Regions from separate parts of the Homo sapiens genome. Here region 2 is linked to region 1. The links are chromatin contacts, found by Hi-C or POLR2A ChIA-PET in ENCODE. All regions are on one chromosome and are shown on one strand. Each heading gives the region's core, a stretch centred on a gene start or an enhancer-like site at or near the end of the contact. The rest is flanking DNA. Distances are from core to core; before and after follow the strand shown. Region 1 has its middle 25 kb from the start of ST3GAL5-AS1. Region 2 overlaps POLR1A (RNA polymerase I subunit A).

Region 1 (6,021 bases), core at 57-2,556:
CTCTGCATTTTCATTTTGCACTGCACTCTGCAAATGACTATATATAGCCATCGTGGTCCCAGGGGAGGGGCCAGGAAAGCCAGAATGATAGGCGGGCACTCTGGGAGAGGGGAGCAGCAATGATTTACCAACGATCTGAAAGTGTTTCAAATCATTTAACAATTGGTCTGATAACCAGTACGTATGAGCTGAATATCAGCTCTCTACATGGGTGGGTTGACATGATAGTCCCTGGAAGAGGCCCACATTCATTAAGACAATCATTTGGGGTAAATGTGATTTTTTGTTTCTTTTTTTTGAGACAGAGTCCCGCTCTGTCGCCCAGGCTGGAGTGCAGTGGCACCATCTCGGCTCACTGCAAGCTTCACCTCCTGGGTTCACACCATTCTCCTGCCTCAGCCTCCCAAGTAGCTGGGACCACAGGCGCCGACCACCACGCCCAGCTAATTTTTTGTATTTTTAGTAGAAATGGGTTTTCACCGTGTTAGCCAGGATGGTCTCGATCTCCTGACCTCGTGATCCACCCACCTCGGCCTCCCAAAGTGCTGGGATTACAGGCGTGAGCCACCGTGCCCGGCCTTTTTTTTGAGACAGGGTCTTGCTCTGTTGCCCAGAGTGGACTGCAGTGGGCTGAAGTGATCCTCACACCTCAGCCTCCCAAGTAACTGGGCATACATCACCATGCTCTTTTTTTTTCTGTAGCTATCTGCTTAGGAACAAAAGGAAAGGCAGTTTCTTGAATGAGTCAGCTTTCAGCTTAATTTTTTCCTTTAGGCATAGTGAATTGGAGTCCCAGGTTTTTATTCTTTTCATGAGAGCAAACTTTTGTTTGCAAACAGCATTATCATTTTCATTACTCTGCGGTTGTTCTCTTTAAAAAAAGAGAAAAAAGAAAAAAATCCCTTAGCCCAGGATTAGCAAGTATCCAACATGCATACTCCTGCTTTCCCCTTCTTATCCTCTTCTTAGCAAGGGCTGTCATGACTGGTTAACCATATTACTCCCTCCAGCTGGTCCTGGATGTAGCCACAGAAGCCTCTACACAACACTCCAATCAGTCGCTAAGAACATAGCAGGCTGGGACCAAGGAAAACCCCCGCCTTCTCAGTGCCAGCCTTTAGTCAGATCCTGAAGTGTTTCTGCCTTGTGACAGCCGTGCTACAGATATTGTTGTGTCATAGTTTGTCTGGTCTTTGTTTTTGGATTCATGGGACAGAGTTTCTAAACCCTTGGAATTTTCTGAGTGGTAGAAGAATATTTGTTATCCGTGGTGAGCCCCTGGGATTACTCCTGAGTTTATGCTAACAAGGTGACTAATGGCGGGCCCATGGAGGCTGGCCAGGCTGGAAAGACCAACTACATATGTGATTAGAGGGTTGGAATTTGAGCCTAGAGGGGTAGGAAGCTGGAGATCAAGTTTGATCATGTGGCCGAGTCACTCAATCATGCCTATGTAATGAAACCCCAATAAAAACTCTAGATACTGGCTGGGCACGGTGGTTCATGCCTGTAATCCCAGCACTTTGGGAGGCTGAGGCGGGCGGATCACCTGAGGTCAGGAGTTTGAGACCAGCCTGGCCAACATGGTGAAACCCTGTCTCTACTAAAAATACAAAAATTAGCCGGGCATGGTGGTGCATGCCTGTAATCCCAGCTACTTGGGAGGCTGAGACAGGAGAATCGCTTGAACCCAGGAGGCAGAGGTTGCAGTGAGCTGAGATCACACCACTGCATTCCAGCTTTGGCGACAGAGCAATACTTTGTCTCAAAAAAGAAAAACAAAAAACAAACAAACAAAACTCTAGATACTAAGGCTCAGGCAAACCTCCTGGCTGGTGAATACATCGATATGCTGGGAGGGTGATGTGCCCTGGTTTCATGTGGGGAGGACACAGAAGCTCCATGTTTGGGACCTTCCTAGACCTCGCCCTATAAGTCTTTTCATTTGACTGGTTCTGATTTTTACACTTTATAATACAACTGAAATCATAAGTATAGTGCTTTCCTGAGTTCTGCGAGTCATTCTAGCAAATTATCAAACATGAGGGGATAGTAGGAACCCCTGAATTTATAGCCAGTTGATTAAAACTGCAAGTGGCCTGGGGACCCCATACTGTGACTGACATCTGAAGTGAGGGCAGTTTTGTTGAGGACTGTGTCCTTTTTTTTTTTTTTTTTTTTGAGATGGAGTCTTGCTCTGCCGCCCAGGCTGGAGTGCAGTGGCACGATCTCAGCTCACTGCAAGCTCCGCCTCCCAGGTTCACACCATTCTCCTGCCTCAGCCTCCTAATTAGCTGGGACTACAGGCACCCGCCACCACACCTGGCTAATTTTTTGTATTTTTAGTAGAGACGGGGTTTCACCATGTTAGCCAGGATGGTCTTGATCTCCTGACCTCGTGATCCACCTGCCTCGGCCTCCCAAAGTGCTGGGATTACGGGCGTGAGCCACTGTGCCCAGCCGAGGACTGTGTCCTTAACTTGTGGAGTCTGGTCCACTATGGATAGCTAGTGTCAGAATTGCATTGCAATATTGTAGATATCAAAGGCAAGGAGAAAGCCACACTTCCCTGTGGCTGCCATGGTAGCAAGAATGCTGGAGATGAAGATGTCTCCAGGGACAAAGAAAACCTTTGGGGACCTCACTTGCCCCTTTAACCCAGACATTATCCCACCACTGCCAATCTCAGGGGAGCTAGGCTTTAGTAATAAAGTGTACTAAGTTTCCCCATGCCTCAGTAGGTATAAATGAGGTCATAGTTATGACCTTATTTCTCAAGTTCTTCCCTACATCAGCCCTACAAAGTTCCTGTGCCCCATGAGAATTTCTGGGAGTGACTCATATGTACTCATGAACAAGTGTAGCCAGCTCTTTCTGAGGCCTACTGGATGGACACTGCTGCTTCTACTGGATAATACTGCATTGGTTATATTCTGTGTGCCCCTTGTTTTAGTCAATTTTGTGCTGTTATAACATAATACCACAGACTGGATAATTTATAATGAACAGAAATTTATTTCTCACAATTCAGGAAGCTGGAAAGTCCAAGATCAGGGAGTCAGCATCTGGTGAAGGCCTTCTTGCTGTGTCATCCCATGGTGGAACATGGAAGGGTAAGAGAGCACACGCAAGAGACAGCAAGAGCCAAAGGGGGCCACACTCATTTTTCCATTAGGAGCTCACTCCCAACTCCACGATAATGAACCCACTCCCACAATCATAGCATTAATCCATTCATGTGGGTGAAGCCCTCATGACCTATTCACCTCTCAAAGGTCCCACCTCTTAACACTGTTTCACTGGGGATTAAGTTTCCAACATATGAACTTTGGAGAACATATTTAAGCCATAGTATCCCTCCAGACCCTCCTCTCCACCCTCCTCTGCCATGCTTGGTGTCCTGAAATGCTGACCTTTATGAATTGCATCATCCAGTCTACTTTGCCCTAGCTTCTGGTCAGGTTCAGCCAACGAAAGGCACTGGAGGCAGGGGCTAGAGGAGAATGAGATCAGAGTATTTATATCCTGCTCTCTCCCTGCAATGAATTGGTATTCCCATAACAAATTGGTATTCCCATAACAAAGGCTGCAACTCTTATCAAGTGGCCGATATTCTAAACACACCTGCCCTTGCCCCCCTCAGATCCAGGAGAGGTAAAGGCTTCCTGCTGTTGCTAGCTCTGTCATGCTTCACCACCCCTTAACCTTGCCCACATCCCTGCAAGCGGTCCTTCACTACATGCTCCTGAGACACCCAGTTTGAGATGCTGTTTACTTCCTGATGGAACCTTGACCACACAGACATCATTGCTATTTCCATCCTAGCACACGTCCTCAGGCCACTGCACCTCCCCCAGGCATCATCAATAATTCTTCATGTCCTCTTGAAGCACATGTGACATGGCATTCCTGCTGCACAGCCACCTGTGGCAACAAGGAAGGGAGCAGCTCTCCCTGCTCAGCATCACTCTGTTAGAGGATTCTAAGGGGATGAACTGCTTGTGCTCCAATGTCTTCTAGGGTTTTTAGTGAAATGGCTCCTTCTGTTTTACCTTCATGAGGCTGGAGGAGGAGTCCTGAGTGGGGAGGTGCTGAGTTGGAAGGAGCCAAGAGCCATGCTCTAGCAGAGAGGGCACTGCCTTGGGTACAGGTGCTGGGCCTGGGAGCTGACTCTGCCACTAAAAGGCCATGAGACCATGGACAAGTCACTCTCATTTTCAGGCCTCCATTTCCTCACCTGTATCACGGGGGCCGGACTCAGCGATTCTCAAGCTGCTCTGGGCCCCCAGCCTTACTTCTGCCATAGCAGCTCCTGTTTGGTCTATTTTAGAATGTGAGCTTTTGTGAAAATTTCCTTTAAGGAATGGGTTCCACTGCTTTAAAAACACTTGGAAACAACTGGACTAGAAGATCTAAGGTCCCTTCCAGCCCCTACATTTTTGAGCATAAAACCAATCTTGTTTTTTTCACCATTGTGCCAAGGAAGCACTGGTTCCAAGAATTAATGGAAAATAGATGATTAAAGGCCCATCTCCTGCCAGGCTCGCTGCCATGGCAAATCTACCATGACTGGGTAAAAGGTTTTGCTTCACATCCATCCTCAGCACCTTCTCACTTCCTTCTCACTTGCTTCTGCCACTATTCCTAAGCAAGCTAAAGAAAGGGAAATTTTAAATCCATTGCATAAAATGCAAACCAGCCTAGTAAACAAAAATGTGGAAAAGATGGCAAGGGATAAATCATGTGCCTTTTCAGCCTTTATAAACAGACCTTGGGAGCTTTACAAAGGCTTGACTTATGGCAATGGAAGCTGGCAGCCCTCCGTAGTTCATTCCAGATGTTTGGTGCTAGAGAGAATTACAGGGCAGTGGTTAATAGTTTGGGCTCTGCGGTCAGAAAGATATGAGTTCAATTCCTTGTGCTTCCATTCACTAACTGGGTGATCTTGGTTAGATGTGCTGGACTGTAAAATCATCATCATCACCATATCTATTTTATTGAGTTATCATGAGGACTGGGAGTGAGTTAATACATGTACAATGTTTAGCACAGTGCCTAGCACATAGAAAATACCCAATAAATTAGCTCTTTGATGTTATTGTTGTTAGAATTACTACTCCCATTGGCTTCCAGGAAGCTCAGAGATCAGAGCTCAGTTGAATATTCAACTAAAAAAATCCTCCGGCTGGGCATGGTGGTTCATGCCTGTAATCCCAGCATTTTGGGAGGCCAAGGCAGGCAGATCACCTGAGGTTGGGAGATTGAGACCATCCTAGCTAACACGGTGAAACCCTGTCTCTACTAAAAATACAAAAAATTAGCTGGGTGTGGTGGCACATGCCTACAATCCCAGCTACTTGGGAGGCTGAGGCAGGAGAATTGGTTAAACCCAGGAGGCGGAGGTTGCGGTAAGCTGAGATCGCGCCACTGCACTCCAGCCTGGGCAACAAGAGTGAAACTCCATCTCAAATAAATCAATAATAAAAAAAAAAAACTTCTAGGTACCATTTGCTTCCTTTCCATGTCCATTTATGGCATCTTTTAAGATAGTTGTTATTTATCGAGTGCTTATTTTTGCCAGGACTTACAGGCACTACCCTACACCTAGCACAGTGCTTAGGGTATTGGAAATAACTCAATAAATTGTGGCAGAATAAATGAATGATCTTATCCAATGCTCCCAGCAACTCTAAGAAGTAGATATCATTATCTCAATTATAGTAGACTTTTTTTGTTATTATTGTTGACATCTGAGACTACTTCCTGATTGTGGGGAATCTGCCCTTGTGTGAGGGTCTCATCTTGGATGCTGAGAAAGTGAAAAACTCCCCTGGACCTCTGGTAGCAGGAACACAGATATACAAACCAAGTACAGCTAATCAGATCCTCACCTGGGACTTTTTTTAAATTTTAGTTTTTATTTATTTATTTATTTTGAGACGGAATCTCGCTCTGTCACCCAGGCTGGAGTGCAGTGGTGCGATCTCGGCTCACTGCAAGCTCTGCCTCCTGGGTTCACGC
Region 2 (6,744 bases), core at 2,142-4,641, 110 kb after region 1:
AACTCTTCAATATTGACTTGTGCTTTGATTTGGGCCATCACTTGGGAGTCTCAGTTCCTTAAGGTGACTGCTTGTTATTCATTTGCTCTAATTTCATCTCTTGTGAGCTGCCAGCTCCCCAACTAGATAAACTGCAGACCCCACCCCCTAGTAGTCTCGTCTGTACCTCCTAGAGACATACCTTAGAAGAGGTGTTCTGGGGCCTGGAGAGGCATTTGGTGCCCTCACATCTACCTGCCATACCACATGCAGGGCAGCCTTTAACAAAGTCCAATCCTCAGGGTCTGTCCAAGCAAAGGGGGTGGACACAGAGAGGAGATTAAGGACCCAGACTCTGGAGACACCTGCTTGGCTTCAAATTCCTGTTCCACGACTTGATGACTATGTCTTTGGGTGAGTTACTGTAAGACGAGGAGAGTCACCATACTCCCTCACTGGGTGGTTGTGAGGAGTGGATGGATGAACAGGTATAAAAGACTGGGGCCAGCCTGCACCTGGTGAGCTCCAGGTCAAAGTGAGCCCCTGCATTTGTAAGCGAGCCAAGCAGAAGCCACGAATGACGGCAGGGCTGCTTCATGTTGCTCCTGATTTCTGGTAATTTTCTGCTCTTACCACAGTCCCCTCCAGCACAACTGGACATGCTGCTGTAAGTGTAGTCTTCTTATCCATCACAATAGGTAATTTGCCTTTTTAAAAAATTTTATTTTTGAGACAGAGTCTGGCTCTGTCACCCGGGCTGGAGTGCAATGGCACAATTTTGGCTCACTGCAACCTCCACCTCCCAGGTTCAAGTGATTCTCGTGCCTCAGCTTCCCAAGTAGCTGGGACCACAGGCGTGTGCCACCATGCCTGGCTAATTTTTTGTATTTTTAGTAGAGACAGGGTTTTGCCATATTGGCCAGGCTGGTCTCAAACTCCTGGCCTCAAGTGATTCTCCTGCCTCGGCCTCCCAAAGTGCTGAGATTATAGGCATGAGCCACCATGCCCAGCTGTGCTTTTTCAATCAATCTATGTACCTTAGAAAAGGTTGCAGTGAGCCGAGATTGTGTCACTGCACTCCAGCCTAGGCGACAGAGAGAGATTCCATCTCAAAAAACAAAACAAAACAAAACAAAAACAAAACAAACAAAAAAAACTGCTCCAGAAGCCCTAGCCAAAGTCTAAAGGCGGCCACTGGCCTGGGTGGCCAAGAGCTAACATCTTTACTCAAGGTTTTACACAATGCAGGGACTGTGCTGAATTCTTTACCTGGCTTGGGAGAAAAATGTTTAGCACAGTGACAAAAGGTTATCTATATCTATAGTAAATACAATTCTTTAAAATTGACAAAAGCAATACCAATAACCCAATAGAAAAATGGGCAAAGGATACAAATAGGCAGTTCTCAGAAGTGCAAATCAGAATAACCAATAAACATGTGAAAAGATGCTTAGATTTATTAATAGAGAATTGCAAACTGAAGTACAAATGAGGCTGGGCATAGTGGCTTACACCTGTAATCCCAGCACTTTGGAAGGTGAAGGCAGCAGATCGTGTGAGCTCAGGAGTTTGAGCCTGGGCAACATGGTGAAACCCCGTCTCTACAAAAAAATTAAAAAATTAGCTGGGCATGGTGTTGTGTGCCTGTAGTCCCAGTTACTTGGAAGGCTGCGGTGGGAGGGTTGCTTGGTCCTGGGACTTCGAGGCTGCTGTGAGCCGTGATTGCAACCCTGCACTCCAGCCTGGGCAACAGAGTGAGACCCCGTCTCAAAAAAAAAAAAAAAAAAAAAAAGATGCCACTGCTTCATCTATCAGAATGGCTAAAATGTAAATGATTCCACTTTGTAAAATAAACAATGTTAACCCGCATCTATGTGTATGTGGCAGGGTTTCCTCAACCTCGGCATTATTGATATTTGGGGCTGGACAATTCTTTGCTGTGGAGACTGTCCTGTGGACTGTAGTTTAGCAGCATCTCTAGCCTCCACTCCCTAGATGCCAGTAGCACCTCCCTCCAGTAGCAACAAAAAATGTCCGCAGACACTGCTGAATGTCCCCTGGGGGGCAAATTGCCCCAAGTTGAGAACCACTTAGTGTATAGGTAAACATGTATAGTTGTGTGCAATTTAATGAACACAATTAATTTTACCACCATTTTACATAAAAGGAAACTGAAGTGCATTTCTTAGGGTCCCACTGTAAGTTGAGGGCTTGAGATTCCAAGAAAAGTCTTATTTCAGAGCTCAGTGTCTTGCCCAAAACGCAGCCTCACTGCTCAATCACATTCTTGAGGTTTGATTGGCTGAACGCACGTGGAACATCAGGTTCATGTTTCCAAGCAAGAATCATGGGTTGGGGAAGGCAAGTGTTTACTGTGGTCCAGCTGAGGACTGTGGTGTCTGAAACTTTGTCACATGGGAGGCTACAGGCCCGGGGCTGGCTTGGCTCCCGTGAAAACACTGCAGCGGGCAGCCAGTCCGGAAGGCAGCATCTGGCAGGGCCTCCAGGCCTTCTGAGTAAGGAAGACCCCAGCTTGCAAAAGACATAGAGGCAGCACTGTGACTGGAACTGAATAGCCACACCTATATCACCCATATTCAAGGGCAAAGGGCCAGCAGCCAGGGTGGAAGTGGGGGCAGGAGGTGGGGAGGGGATGGCTGGACTCCTGATTCTTTTTCAGTTTCCCTCCCTTCTGGCTGTTGAACACCCAAGTACCTCCCCACTGTCCTCTCCACTCTGTCCTTCCTACAAAGCACCCTCTAGAGTGCAGCCAGCTGGGCAAGGCATGGTCCTATAGGGGACAGTGTGCATGTGCATATGAAGCCTGCTGGGTACCTCAACCTTTGGCCTGATCATGAAGACGGTGAACTGGCTTGTTTGGGGCAGAAGACTACAAGTTCTGTGAGGGCAGGGCCCACATAGCTTGTGCATCTTAGGGTGCCTGGGACACAGTGGAGATCAAGGTTGGATGGATGCAGCATGGGGGAGGGAATGGTGAGGATGGGCATGGTCAGGTATCTGTCGGCTGGGACAAACCTCCCAGGCCATTGAGTCCAACTTGCGCGAAGATAGTCACTGGGGAGCTGCAGTGACACCTGAGCCTGTGAATAAACCAGGTCCTATCAGGGGGCAGTGTGCACATGCACATGAAGCCTGCTGGGTACCTCAACCCAGGCAGTTACCCAGGTACCCTGCCGGGTAACTCAGAGTTGAGTTAAACCCTGCTCCTTGATGACCACTCGTGGTAGGACAGCGATGCTGCTTAAAGAACTTAAGGAACGAATCTGATTAAATAATTATGATTTAGCATTTTAAGTGGAAACCTCTCATGGAGCTGCTTGTAGGAAACGCTGGCTGGCTGAGTTCCCTCCTTCTGCCCCTGCTGGACAAATGGCCTCGCTTGCTGTGCTGGGCTGGCAGAGCTGCAGGCCTCCAGGTTTCTGCTGGAAGCATCATCCCTTTCTTCTTTCAGGCTTTGTTGAGCCCCAGGTGGAGCTGATGGTGGCATCCTTTGGACCCCACTGTAAAGTCCTTGCAGACATCTGTCATGGCACGATGACAGCTTTACTGCACGTGCACTCACTTGAGGGCAGAGATCAGATCTTAAGATCCTACTGCAGAAACCTAGGGCCAGTGACTCCTTGAGATGTCATCGTACCGATAGGTGGTGACGGTGGCTGTGCATTTCCACAATTTAGGGCTTTTTCTGTCCGTGGCTCTCAATTCCGCTGCACCTTAGACTCTCTTGAAGATTTTCTAATGCCTAGGCCACACTCCAGGCCAATAAAATCAGAATCTGGGCAAGGCCTTGGGATCAATCTTTTTTTCAGACGGGGTCTCACTCTTGTCACCCGAGCTGGAGTGCAGTGGTGCGATCACAGCTCATTGCAGCCTTGAACTCCTGGGCTCACTTGCTCCTCTCACCTCAGCCTCTTGAGTAGCTGGGACCACAGGCACATGTCACAACACCTGGCTAATTTTTGTAGATACGGGGTCTCACTGGGTTGCCCAGGCTAGTCTCAAACTCCTAAGCTCAAGTGATCCTCCTGCCTGAGTCTCTTAAAGTGCTGGGACTGTAAGCGTGAGCCACTGTGCCCGGCCAGAATCAATCTTTTTTTTTTTCCTAAGACGGAGTCTCACTCTGTTGCCCAGGCTGGAGTGACATAATCTCGGCTCACTGCAACCTCCAACTCCCCGGTTCAAGTGATTCTCCTGCCTCAGCCTCCTGAGTAGCTGGGTGAAACCCCATCTCTACTAAAAATACAGAATCGATCTTTTTAAAAAGCTCCCTAAGTGTTTCTAAGGTCCAAAACTGAGAGCCTCTAAGTGGACTTTGGACGGAAGTGGGGTGGAGGTTGATGGTGTAGGAACTTTGGAATTTTTGACTGTAGCTATTTTGGTGGTTGTAATTGAAGTAAAACTGCACCAGGGTCAGGAGACCTGCGGTAGGCCCAGCAACTCTGTGACCTATCTAAACTACACAACCTCAAGGGCAGGCTGTGGTACGGGGCTGCCCCACTGAGCCATCTGCAGAGGTGGTATCACTCAACGATGAAAGACTCAACGAACCAGCCTTTAACGACCAGTCTTTTCTATTTCAAGAGCAGTCTGGACTCTGACAGCCCCTGATTCAGGTGCAAACTAAAAATTTTAAGATTGGCAAGCAACAGACACTCCTTAAGTGGTTCCTAACTCTCCCCAGGTGCAGAACACTTAAGGGTCCCAACATCTGATTGAAACACAGCCCACACCAAACCACGAGATGGCACCTCATACACATTAGGGTGGCTACTATTAACAAGAACAAGGATGTGGAGAAATTGAAATTGTTGTACACCGTTGGTGGGAACATAAAATGGTGTAGCTGCTGTGGAAAATGGGACAGCAGTTCCCCCAGAAAAATTAAAGAATTACCATATGATCCAGCAATTCCACTTCTAGTATATATTCAAAGGAAAGCAGGGTCTGAGTTTTTGTTTTTTTTTTTTTTTGAGACGGAATCTCACTCTGTCACCCAGGCTGGAGTGCAGTGGCGCAATCTCGGCTCACTGCAACCTCCACCTCCTGAGTTCAAGATTCTCCTGCCTCAGCCTCCCGAGTAGCTGGGATTATAGGCGCGCACCACCACACCCAGCTAATTTTTGTATTTTTAGTAGAGATGGGGTTTTGCCATGTTGGCCAGGGTGGTCTCGAATCCTGACCTCAGATGATCTGCCCGCCTCGGCCTCCCAACGTATTGGGATTACAGGTGTGAACGCCTGGCCTGGCCTCAGATATCTGTATATCCATGTTCACAGCGTTATTTGCAACAGCCAAGAGGTGGAGGCAACCCAAGTGTCCACCAACAGATGAGTGATTAAACAAAATACGGTATATACACATGAGGAGGTATCAGCAGCCTCAAGCAAGAAGGCAATTCTGACACATGCTACAGCATGGATGAACCTTGAGGACATTATGCTAAGTGAAATAAGCCGGTCACAAAAAGACATGCTGTACTTTTCCACTTGTATGAGGGACCTAGAGAAGTCAAATTCGTAGAGACAGAACGTAGAACAGTGGTTGCCAGGGGCTGGGGAGGTGGAAGGAATAGGGAGTTAGTGCTCAATGGATACAGACATTTGTACATATTATTTGGGGGTAGGGCAAAGTGAAGAGAAAAGAAGGTTCAAGTTCCAGACTGGGGATGAGACAAGGTGCTTCACCCCTTCCTCGGTTTTATTCTTACTCAATGCAGGATAGAAAATGTTTCAAAGACTCACAGGAATATCTGTGGGAATGCTGATAGTGTTTCTGGTGAGAACCCAAAAAAGAGACACTAAAAAAAATTAACTGGCCAGGCACGGTGGCTCACACCACCCAGCACTTTGGGAGGCCACAGTGGGAGGACCGCTTGAGCCTAGGAGTTTGAAACCAGCCTGAGCAATAAACCAAAACCCGTCTCTACAAAACAAATAAAAAAACTGTTAGAAGCAAGCAAGTAGGTATGGATATCACCCCAAAGGGCAAGGTGAGAAGGATGTCCAAACAGTGGCTAGCTAATGGCATCTGAGGATTCTGAAAGAACTCATAGCTCTGGCCGGCACAGTAGCTCACGCCTGTAAACCCAGCACTTTGGGAGGCTGAGGCAGGCGGATCACCTGAGATTAGGAGTTCGAGACTAGCCTGGCCAACATGGTGAAACCCCATCTCTACTAAAAATACAAAAATTAGCCAGGCGTGGTGGCGCATGCCTGTAATCTCAGCTACTCGGGAGGCTGAGGCAGGAGAATCGCTTGAACTCGGGAGATGGAGGTTGCAGTGGAGCCGAGATTGCGCCATTGCACTCAGCCTGGGTAACAAGTGCAAAAGTGCATCTCAAAAAAAGAACTCACAGCTCTCATGAAAAGTTTGTGAACCCCACCAGATGATCAATCTCCATTACATTTTGATTAAAAATGACAACGCAGATTAGTCCATGTTCTTGAATCCATCCATCAGATTTGACTTGGGCCTACTTTCCAAAACTCAAATGCATCCTCAATGGGCACTTACAGTCCTAAGAAGACTCCAAAGCCTCTGCCATCTTAAGCTGCCAAGGCCACTCTCAGAGGCTTCCGAGCATAGAGAACCACCAAAGTGAGCGTGTAATTCCCTAAGGCCACCACAGTGAGTCCCTGCTCATCAGGATGTGCAAGCTCCCAAATGTCTGTTTAAAAACCAGACATGCTGTCTTAATACTCATCCATCAGGAAAGACACAGGAATAAAACAGAGCTGCCCAGGA

The links. A loop is a pair of places that touch in the nucleus more often than their neighbours do. ChIA-PET counts read pairs that join two places held with the same protein, here RNA polymerase II (POLR2A). Pooled maps may share reads with other maps.
Region 2: a map of sciatic nerve shows a loop between it and region 1 (2.4-fold over the local background). The contact joins two enhancer-like sites. A Hi-C loop is called at or near these places in 6 of 168 maps with a recorded cell type or tissue (IMR-90, cardiac septum, dorsolateral prefrontal cortex and 2 more), 2 of 37 single-sample maps with no recorded cell type and 10 of 50 pooled maps. POLR2A ChIA-PET finds 5 or more read pairs at or near these places in 8 of 52 experiments (GM12878, K562, Panc1 and 5 more).

What each region holds. Positions count from the first base shown.
Region 1 is chr2:85,911,250-85,917,270 of GRCh38, forward strand. No RefSeq gene overlaps it. Among named protein-coding and RNA genes, the nearest start is that of ST3GAL5-AS1, 25 kb to the left of the region's middle. Within about 2 kb of position 1,307, at least 9 of the 41 ENCODE cell types and tissues checked have a DNase peak (open chromatin) inside an H3K27ac peak, as active enhancers do.
Region 2 is chr2:86,018,800-86,025,543 of GRCh38, forward strand. POLR1A (RNA polymerase I subunit A) reads right to left here. Exons shown (of 34, transcript NM_015425.6): 34 at 1,417-6,744. Among named protein-coding and RNA genes, the nearest start is that of POLR1A, 84 kb to the right of the region's middle. RefSeq lists an enhancer at 4,317-4,376. Within about 2 kb of position 3,392, at least 8 of the 41 ENCODE cell types and tissues checked have a DNase peak (open chromatin) inside an H3K27ac peak, as active enhancers do.